Regions from separate parts of the Homo sapiens genome. Here region 1 is linked to region 2. Evidence: chromatin contacts called from ENCODE Hi-C or POLR2A ChIA-PET data. All regions are on one chromosome and are shown on one strand. The core of a region is the stretch at or near the end of the contact, and the rest is flanking DNA. Distances in the headings are between cores, read along the strand shown.

The links. A loop is a pair of places that touch in the nucleus more often than their neighbours do. ChIA-PET counts read pairs that join two places held with the same protein, here RNA polymerase II (POLR2A). Pooled maps may share reads with other maps.
Region 1: a loop to region 2 is called in a pooled map, with 21 times the contacts of the local background. The contact joins the promoter of RILPL2 here to the promoter of RPLP0 in region 2. A Hi-C loop is called at or near these places in 4 of 50 pooled maps. POLR2A ChIA-PET finds 5 or more read pairs at or near these places in 2 of 52 experiments (BJ and activated B cell).

What each region holds. Positions count from the first base shown.
Region 1 is chr12:123,433,351-123,438,740 of GRCh38, forward strand. It overlaps RILPL2 (Rab interacting lysosomal protein like 2), which reads right to left and starts at 3,334. Exons shown (of 4, transcript NM_145058.3): 1 at 2,732-3,334. The coding sequence starts at 3,070. RefSeq lists an enhancer at 2,310-3,239 and a silencer at 3,081-3,340.
Region 2 is chr12:120,199,367-120,204,498 of GRCh38, forward strand. It overlaps RPLP0 (ribosomal protein lateral stalk subunit P0), which reads right to left and starts at 1,745. Exons shown (of 8, transcript NM_001002.4): 1 at 1,717-1,745; 2 at 1,364-1,465; 3 at 1-119. The coding sequence starts at 1,417. It overlaps PXN-AS1 (PXN antisense RNA 1), which reads left to right and starts at 1,925. Exons shown (of 4, transcript NR_038924.1): 1 at 1,925-2,060. RefSeq lists enhancers at 1-390, 1,431-1,500, 1,901-2,260.

The DNA of each region.
Region 1 (5,390 bases), core at 2,084-4,583, 3.2 Mb after region 2:
GGCCTCCCAAAGTGTTGGGATTACAGGCGTGAGCCACTGCGCCCAGCCTTGGTTTGTATACTTGGTGTTTGTTTGTTTGTTTTTGAGACAGTCTTGCTCTGTTGCCCCAGCTGGAGTGCAGTGGCACGATCTTGGCTCACTGCAACCTCTGCCACCCGGGTTCAAGTGATTCTTGTGCCTCAGCCTCCGAGTAGCTGGATTACAAGCGTGTGCCAGCAGGTCCAGCTAATTTTGTATTTTTAGTAGAGACAGGGTTTCACCAGTTTGCCCAGGCTGGTCCCAAACTCCTGGCCTCAAGCGATCTGCCTGCCTCGACCTCCCAAAGTGTTGGGATTACAGGTGTGAGCCACCGCGCCTGGCCTGGTTTGTATACTTGTATTCTGGTTCTAGGACTGTGTGTCTGACCTCTCCCACTAGATGTGAGCTTCTTGAGGGCAGGGACCTTGTCTACGTTATCTCCATAGCCCCAGAGCCTAGCATCAGTCACTGCAGTCACTCATCAAATGTTAGTACAAGTAAGGTCAAATGTCTGTATTTTAGGATGGAGTATTTAGGACTAGCATCTCTGAATTAAGATCCTGACTTCACCTCTTAACTTGCCGTGAAGTCCTTAGGTAAATTACTTAACTGTTCTGTGCCTCAGTTTTGTAAAACAATAATAGTCTGAGGATTAAAAAAGACATCGTCCACTTACAGCAGCTTTTTTGTTTTTCTTTTTTAACTGTGGCTGGAGACCTGCTAGTAGGTCATAAAATTAATGAGTTTCGACAAGAATTTTAAAAACTAGGCTGGGCATGGTGGCTCAGGCCTGTAATCCCAGCACTTTGGGAGGCTGAGGTGGGCGTATCACTTAAGCCCAGGAGTTCGAGACCAGCCTGGGCAACATGGTGAGACCCCCATCTCTACAAAAATACAAAAATTAGCCAGGTGGTTGGTGTGTGCCTGTAGTCCTAGCTACTGGAGAGGCTGAAGTGGGAGGACTGCTTGAGCCCAGGAGTTTGAGGCCTCAGTGAGCTGTGATCACACCATGGTATTCCAGCCTGGATGACAGAGAAAGCTGTCCCCGCAAAAAAGACTTTTTTTTTTTTTTTGAGACAAAATCTCGCTCTGTCACCCAACCTGGAGTGCAGTGGCGCGATCTCGGCTCACTGCAACCTCTGCCTTCCGGTTTCAAGCAATTCTCCGGCCTCAGCCTCCCGAGTAGCTGGGATTACAGGCACCCGCCACCACGCCCGGCTAATTTTTTTCTGTAGTTTTAGTAGAGATAGAGTTTCACCATGTTGGCCAGGCTGGTCTCAAATTCCTGACCTTGTGATCTGCCCGCCTTGGCCTCCCAAAGTGCTGGGATTACAGGCGTGAGTCACAGCACCCAGCCAGATGATTTTTAACATATGTGTAGATCCCTATATCCATACCCTGATTAAGATATGGGACACTTCTAGCTCTCTATCAATTTCCCTTCTTTTCCCCCCACCACCAGTTTGCCTTCTATAACTATAAATTATTTTGCCTGTTCATGAATTTTATTTAAATGTACAGTAGGGCTGGGTGCTGTGGCTCAGGCCTGTAATCCCAGCACTTTGGAAGGCTGAGGTGGGTGGGTCACTTGAGGCCAGGAGTTTGAGACCAGCCTGGCCAACATGGTGAAACCCCGTCTCTACCAAAAAAGAAAAAAAAAAAATAGCCACGCGTGGTGGCACACGCTTGCAATCCCAGCTGCTCAGGAGGCTGAGGCAGGAGAATCGCTTGAATCCAGGAGGTGGAGGTTGCAGTGAGTCGAGGTCACGCCACTGCACTACAGTCTGAGCAACAGAGCAAGATTCTGACTCAAAAAAAAAAAAAATCTACAGTAGTTTCTCTTTAGTGCCTGGCTTCTTTCTCTCAATGTTACATCTGTGAGATTCATTCACACTGCTGTGTGTATCAGCACCCCGTTCTTTTTCTCTGTTGCATAGTATTCCATATATCACAATTTCAAAACTCAATTGGGTTGCATTTAGAGTGTTTCCAGTTTGGCAGCTGAGACTAAAGCTGCTCTGAATCTTCTTGTCTATGTCTTTTTGTGGTCATATGCACTAATTTCTCTTTAGGTAAAATGTGTTTCTTGTCCAAGTGTGGTGGCTCACATCCACAAGCCCAGCACTTTGGGAGGCCAAGGTGGGAGGATTCCTTGAGCTTAGGAGTTTGAGACCAGCCTGGGTAACGGTGAGACCCCCATCTCTACAAAACATCAAAAAAGTTAGCCAGGCATGGTGGCACATGCCTGTACTCCCAGCTACTTGGAAGGGCAAGGCAGGAGAATTGCTTGAGCCTAGGAGGCCAAGGCTGTAGTGAGCCGTGTTTGCACCACTGCACTCTAGCCTGGGAGATAGAGCAGGACCCTGTGTCAAAAGAAAAAAAAAGTGTTTCTTGCTCTAGGTCAAAGGTTCTCAAACTGTGGACCCTGGGCCAATAGCATCAGCATTAACTGCGAACTCGTTAGAAATACAGATTCTGGCCAGGCAGGGTGGCTCACACCTGTAAACCCAGCACTCTAGGAGGCTGAGGCTGGGGGATCACTTGGAGCCAGGAGTTTGAGACCAGCCTGGGCAACACAGCGAGATCCCATCTCTTAAAAAAAGAAAAAAGAGAAAAGAGAAGAGAAAAGAAAAGGAAGGCGTCTCCCTGCCAGTAGGTGCCCTCCTACGCCCCGCAGGCGCCGTGGGCCCGGAACCCTCGCTCCCACACTCACCTCCCCGCTGGCCGGAGGGCTCTGTCTCCGCAGCCCCTCCACCTCCTTCCTGAGGTGGTCCCTCTCCATCTTCAGCTCCTCCAGCGCCAGGCTGCCCTCATTCACCAGCGCCTCCAGCATCTCCAGGACGCGGACGACTTTGAACTGCAGCTGCGTCACCCGGGGGTCGCTGCCCAGGGCCATAAGCTCGCGGCCCAACAGGTAGGAGATGTCATACACGTCCTCGGCGGTCAGCTGGAAGGGGCTCTTGCCCAGCGCCCCCTCGGGCCCAACCTCGTCCCTCTCCTCGTCCTCCTCTCCCTCCTCCTCTTCCTCTTCTCGCACAGGGGGCTCCTCCATGGCCACCCAGACCCCCGCCGACCTCGGAGCTGCTGTCTTGGAGTCTCCCAAAGGTTAGACTTCCTCCCGGCACCCAAAACTTTCCGCTGGGCAGAGTCCCTACCTGCCCAATCAGCGCGGCCCGGGGGTGGGCCCGGGGGGATGGTGCAAGGGGCCGCGCACGCGACTCTTGGGCCTGCGCCCCGGCGCACCGTCCCCGCTGCCAGCCACGCTGGAGAGTGCGCTCCAGGATGTGGTTTGGGGCGCGAAGGGACAACGGAAAAGGAGGCAGCCGAGAAGAGGAACGGGGAAGTTCAGGGGTGACGGCAATCGCCCCAGCCTGGGAACAGTTGCAGCCCCGGGGAGGAGCCGCCCTGAGCCCCGCCCCTGGCGACCGCTGCCAGGAGGTGCGTTTCCGTGGAGACGGAGTTTCCACCGTGCAATCCAGAGCGGGGTAAAAAGAACGCAACTTTTTCCTTTCCACCCTCGTGCTTTCCAGCCGTAGAATTTGCATCGTAGGTGATGGAAGATCCGGGTGTCTCTTTGAGGGTGTTTTCTGGAGCCTGCGGCCAAACAGAAAGCAGCTGCTGGGGGCAGCGCGACAGAGTCCCCGAGGCTTGAGGATCTGGAAAACTCCCAGGCAAATTGTCACTAGGGCCTGGGGCGTCCGACTTCGCTGTGACTCTCAATAAAATGGAGAATGTCTGCCCTGCTCACTTCGCTGGGTCCTCGGCTCCTCCACGTAACCAGCGCTGTCACCTTGGCAAGTTACTTAACGTCTCCGAGCCTCAGTCTCCTCCTCTGTAAAATGGGGACAATAGCGGGACCCAGGTGGCAGGGTTGCTGCGAGGAACATGAGCTTATGAGATCATGTGTGCGACACCTCAAGCACTTAGGAAGCACTCACATACGTGACTGCAATCCTTCATTCTTTCTTTCTTTCTTTCTTTCTTTTTTTTTTTGAGACGGAGTCTCCCTGTGTCGCCCAGGCTGGAGTGCAGTGGCGCGATCTCGGCTTGCTGCAAGCTCCGCCTCCCAGGTTCACGCCATTCTCCTGCCTCAGCCTCCCGAGTAGCTGGGACTACAGGCACGCGCCACCACGCCCGGCTAATTTTTTTGTATTTTTAGTAGAGACGGGGTTTCACCATGTTCGCCAGGATGGTCTCGATCTCCTGACCTCGTGATCCACCTGCCTCGGCCTCCCAAAGTGCTGGGATTACAGGCGTGAGCCACCGCGCCCGGCCCCTTCATTCTTTCTTCCACAGCGCTAGGGAGGAATTGCTGGTGTTGGAGACACCTTGCTACTTGGGTGAGAGAAGGAGGAGTAATTAACAAGAGAGAAACCCCTGTCTGAAAATCACAAAGCATTCGACACATATGCGGAATCCATATTACTGAGAATATTAGCAGAGTGGCGTAGAAACTTGAGTCATTCGCTGTGGCTCATGCCTTAATCTCAACACTTCAGGAGGCTGACGCAGGAGGATTGCTTGAGCCCAGGAATTTGAGACTAGCTTGGGCATCATAGTGAGACCCTGTCTCTACAAAAAGTAAACAAAAGTAGCTGGACACAGTGGTTCATGCCTGTAGTGGCAGGTACTCGGGAGGCTGAGGTGGGAGGACCACTTGAGCCCGGGATGTTGAGGCTGCAGTGAGCCAAGATCTCACCACAGAGTGGTGCCTGTGACAGAGTGGGACCATGGTGACAGAGTAAGATCATGTCTCAAAAAAAAAGGCACAACAAATCTCAAGTTATTTTAGGTTTCACTGGAGGTTTGTGATAGTCTCAGGCAGAAAGCTCAGCAACGGGGCTTGTCTTTCCCAGGAATGTATTGGCAGCTTTCCTTGTGATAGGTGTATCCATTTTCTCCACACTGAGGTACTAGAATCTCAATGGAGAATGTACATAGATTAAACCAACCAACAAAAGCAAAGCAAATTAACAAAACACACTATTTTCAGAGGGTCGTTTCTTTTTATTTTATTTTATTTTATTTTATTTATTTGTTTATTTATTTATTTAGAGACAGAATCTTGCTCTGTTGCCCAGGCTGGAGCTCAGTGGCATGATCTCGGCTCACCGCAACCTCCGCCTCCCTGGTTAAAGCAATTCTTCTACCTCAGCCTCCCCAGTAGCTGGGACCACAGGCGCATGCCGCCCCGCCTGGCTAATTTTTTGTATTTTAGTAGAGATGGGGTTTCACTGTGCTGCCCAGGCTGGTCGCGAACTCCTGAGCTCGGGCAATCCTCCCACCTGGGCCTCCCAAAGTGCTAGGATTACGGGCGTAAGCCACCCTGCCTGGCCTATTTTACTTTTATAAAATAAAAAAGTCAGGCCGAG
Region 2 (5,132 bases), core at 495-2,994:
TTCTTGCCCATCAGCACCACAGCCTTCCCGCGAAGGGACATGCGGATCTGCTGCATCTGCTTGGAGCCCACATTGTCTGCTCCCACAATGAAACATTTCGGATAATCATCCAATAGTTGCTACAAAAAACAAGCCAGAGGAGCCAAGTTTAACAGGAAGAGAGAGGGAAAAAATGCCAGAAGAAACTGAACCCCACAATTTGTTTCCATCCCACTCCCTTTCTTCTAAGCTTTTGAAGTCAGAGGGAGATTGGGAGCTACGTTGTAACACTGCCAAACTGGATGATTGGCTAGCTGGGTATGAACGCTGAAAATTAGGTTTCTACATTCAATCAAGGAGTTTTTTCTTTTTTTACTTAGTTTTTAATTTTTCCCAATTACCAGGCATGCTTCTGATTCACTAAAATGGTTAACAGGATAAAAAAGGAATGTTCCAAGTAAGTTGGTCAAGAGGAGGGCTAGATTCACAGCATTAAAAGCACCACGTTAAGCAAATATAGCAACATTATTATTTGTAAAAACAATCTAGGCGTGTTTATCCGGATTGTTACACAATTCCTTTGGGTTTTGTGTCTGAAAACCTTCTAAGTGTGGGAAAATGTAATACAAGCTATGCTCTACAATGCTGCCTAATTGCTTAAGCGCAGTACAGTCAGCATTTCTGGGCAAGGGAGACCCACCTCAAAGGCCATCCAAAAGTCATTGGACACTTAAGTTTCTTGGCTGACAGGTCCTAAATATGCAACAGCTTGCTTCCTTACAATGAGTCATTCCTGACCTCAGACCTTCTCAAAAATGGAGTAAAACTGTAATGTGCGGCCGGGCGCGGTGGCTCACACCTGTAATCCTAGCACTTAGGGAGGCCGAGGAAGGTGGATCATGAAGTCAAGAGATCGAGACCATCCTGGCCAACATGGTGAATCCCTGTCTCTATTGAAAATACAAAAATTAGCTGGGTGTGGTGTCGCGCCCCTGTAATCCCAGCTACTCGGGAGGCTGAAGCAGGAGAATCGCTTGAACCTGGGAAGCGGAGGTTGCAGTAAGCCAAGATCAAGCCACTGCACTCCAGCCTGGACAACAGAGCGAGACTCCGTTTAAAAAAAAAAAAGTATAAAGCGCGCTCTTTTAGAAGCCAGACAGACCTGGATACGAATGCTGTCATCTTAGGACCCACTTAACTTGCCTGAGCCCGTTTATCTGCAACAGAAGGGACCTATCTCAGGAAATTGTTAACTAAACAGTATTTTCCCAAAAATGGCCTAATTCAGTAGCCGGTGTGAGTAGACCCTCAGCACATAGCAGCTGACTGTCCCTATTTGCGCTGGGGCAACATGAAGAGCAGAGGCGACCCACCCTGCACTTACGATGATCTTAAGGAAGTAGTTGGACTTCCAGGTCGCCCTGTCTTCCCTGGGCATCACGGCGGTGCGTCAGGGATTGCCACGCAGGGTTTAAAGACGATGTCACTGAGGAGAGACAGGGAGCTCAGGCCTGGTCACGCCGACACCCATCCCGCGGTCCCGGGCCTAAGAGGAGCAGGACACGCGCAATCGCCCGCCGGCCCTGCCTAGGGCAGCGGCCGTCATCTCGGGGCGTGCAAGCCGCCACCGAGGCCCCAGGCGGAACAGAATAGGACTCCATGTTCCCAAAGGCCCCCAAAGACCCCTCCATGCTTCCCGCCGGCGACCCCTGGCGCCCATCTAACTAGCACACGAACCTTCCACGAGGACGCCTGGCGAGAGAAGGGCCTCGCGCCCGCGCGTGCCTTTTATAATGCGAACAAAGTAGCCAATCAGAAACCGCGGATAGCGCTCCTGTCTATTGGCTGCGCCATCGCCCGTCAGACAAAGCTGAACGAATACAGGCAACCATTGGATAATATCGCTGCCACTCCAGCCAACGGAAAGCCGCCTTTAAGTAGGGTCGCGAAGGAAGGCGCTGCCTCGCGTTGGAGGAGCTTGCTCTGAGCTGCTGCCACCTGCTGGGCTGGAGCTGGAGCTGGAGCTGCGAATTCGGAGTCCCGGTTCCCTGTGCCACCTGGCGAGCTCAGCAAACTAAAAGGTATGACGTGGAGCTGAGACATAATTGCACATGCTTAGAAACAGAATGGTTTCTCTTTTTTTTTTTTTTTTTGAGACGGAGTGTCGCTCTGTCGCCCAGGCTGGAGCGCAGTGGCGCCATCTCGGCTGACTGCAAGCTCCGCCTCCCGGGTTCACGCCATTCTCCTGCCTCAGCCTCCGGAGTAGCTGGGACTACAGGCGCCCGCCACCGTGCTCGGCTAATTTTTTTTTTGTATTTTTAGTAGAGACGGGGTTTCATCATGTTCTCCAGGATGGTCTCGATCTCCTGACCTCGTGATCTGCCCGCCTCGGCCTCCCAAAGTGCTGGGATTACAGGCGTGACCCGCCGCGCCCGGCCTCAGAATGGTCTCTCGTCTTCTCTAGTTTTTCCGCCTACCAAAACAGAGGGATCCTTTAAAACCTGGCCGGGCGCGGTGGCTCACGCCTATACTCCCAGCACTTCGGGAGGACGAGGCGGGTGGATCACCTGAGGTCAGGAGTTCGAGACTAGCCTGGCCAACATGGCAAAACCCCGTCTCTACTAAAAATACAAAAATTAGCCAGGTGGGGTGGCGCATGCCCGTAATCCCAGCTACTCAGGAGGCCGAGGCAGAAGAATCGCTTGAACCCGGGAGCTGTGAGCTCTGCAGTGAGCTAAGATCACACCATTGCACTCTAGCCTGGGTGACAGAGAGGGACTCCATCTCAAAAAAAAAAAAAAAAAAAAAAAAACCTAAGTCAGCTCATCTCCTTATCTGCTTAAAACTTTCCGTTTCCTACAGAGTAAAAATCTAAAACCTAAAGTACCTACAAGGCCCTTACCTATCTGTCCCTCACGCCCACTCTGATCATCTCAGATGTTTTCCTCCTCACTTACTTGCTTTCTACCCAGATGATGCTCTGCTGCTTTTCCAGAGCAGGCTTTACTTGGGGGCTTTTGCATTAGCCATTCCCTCTTCCTAGAAAACTAGCCAACAAACATCCATAGAATAATTCACCTCCATCAAATCTTTTTTTTTTTTTTTTTTTTTTTTTTTTTTTTTTGAGAAGCAGTCTCACTCCGTTGCCCAGGCTAGAGTGTAGTGGAGCAATCTCAGTTCATTGCAGACTTGACCTCCCAGGCTGAAGTGATCCTCCCACCTCAGCCTCCCAAGTAGCTAGGACTACAGGCACACACCACCACGCCAAGCTAATTTTTTGTACTTTTTGTATAGATGGGGTCTTGCCATGTTGCCTAGGCTGATGTCAAACTTCTGGGCTCAAGCAATCCTCCCACCCTGGCCTCCTAAATTGCTGGGATTACAAGAATGAGACACCTTGCCCAACCCTGAGATCTCTTTTTTTTTTTTTTTTTCACTGAAACCTATGGAATTATGTATTAAATGATCCCCAAAGAATCAGCTATTTCAAAATTAAAAATTATTACAAAGAGCTTCATACATCATGTTATATCCTATATCACACACCATAAAACTGTCAGAAGTAGGCCGGGTGCGGGGGCTCATGCCTGTAATCCCAGCACTTTGGGAGGCTGAGGTGGGCAGATCACGAGGTCAGGAGATCCAGACCATCCTGGCTAACACAGTGAAACCCCGTCTCTACTAAAAAATACCAAAAGTTAGCCAGGAGTGGTGGCGGGCTCCTGTAATTCCAGCTACTTGGGAGGCTGAGGCAGGAGAATTGCTTGAGCCCAGGAGGCAGAGGTTGCAGTGAGCTGAGATTGCGCCACTGTACTCCAGCCTAGGTGACAGAGCAAGATTCCGTCTCAAAAAAAAAAAAAAAAGTTAGAAGTAGCTCGATTTCACGTTACTGTATTTCTTTTTCTTTTCTTTTTTCTTTTCTTTTCTTTTTTTTTTTTTTTTTTTGAGACAGAATTTCACTCTTGTTGCCCAGGGTAGAGTGCAATGGCGTAATCTCGGCTCACCACAACCTCCACCTCCCGGGTTCAAGTGATTCTCCTGCCACAGCCTCCTGAGTAGCTGGGATTATAGGCATGTGCCACCATGCCCGGCTAATTTTGTATTTTTAGTAGATACGGGGTTTTTCCATTTTGGTCATGCTGGTCTCGAACTCCTGACCTCAGGTGATCCACCCAGCTCAGCCTCCCAAAGTGCTGGGATTACAGGCGTGAGCCACTGTGCCTGGCCTGGGGTCTCTTTTATTTGTCTTCTTGGCTATCTGTGTTCCATGGGAAGGATGGAAAATAACATGAATGAGATTTAAATGCTGTTTTGACAGGTTATTAAGATTCCAATCACTCCAGGTGCGGTGGCTCACGCCTGTAATCCCAGCACTTTGGGAGGCTGAGGTGGGCGGATCACGAGGTCAGGAGATCGAAACCATCCTGTCTAACACAGTGAAACCCCATCTCTACTAAAAATATAAAAAACTAGCCGGGCGTGGTGGCATGTGCCTGTAATCCCAGCTACTTGGGAGGCTGAGGCAGGAGAATGGGGTGAACCCGGGAGGCGGAGCTTGCAGTGAGCCGAGATTGTGCCCCTGCACTCCAGCCTGGGTGACAGAGAGAGACTCTGTCTCAAAAAAAAAAAAAAAAAAAAAAAGATTCCAATCACAATCTGCCTACTCTCCCTGATCGAGCGAAGTCCAGAAAGGTGGCAGAATGTCTCTAAAGCAGCTACACACACACACACACACACACACACACACACACACCCCAAAAAATGCCAGAAAAGATGGAAGAGTAAGAAAATCAGGCCAACATGAATAATTTGGTAAAGTGGTGGGCGGGGCGGGGGGTGGTGGCGGTAGCAGGTTTAAAACCAAGACACTTGCATGGCAGGGTATATTGGTGCAGCTGACTGGCATAAAATTCCCTGAACAGAATTTAGATACGGGTAGCTCAAGTGCTGTCAATCTCATCTTGTTCTACCATAAATCAGTAGCTCCAACTGAGACCTCTGTGGGAGGCCAGGTTCTTATTCTCTGAAATTAGAGCCTACCCACTGTATGAGATTTCCTACCACAGGGCTAGCTCTGTTGCAAGCAGTAGGGTACTGACTCTGATTTCTCTAAAGTCCTTTGTAAATTTTTTGTGTTTTTTGAGATGGAGTTT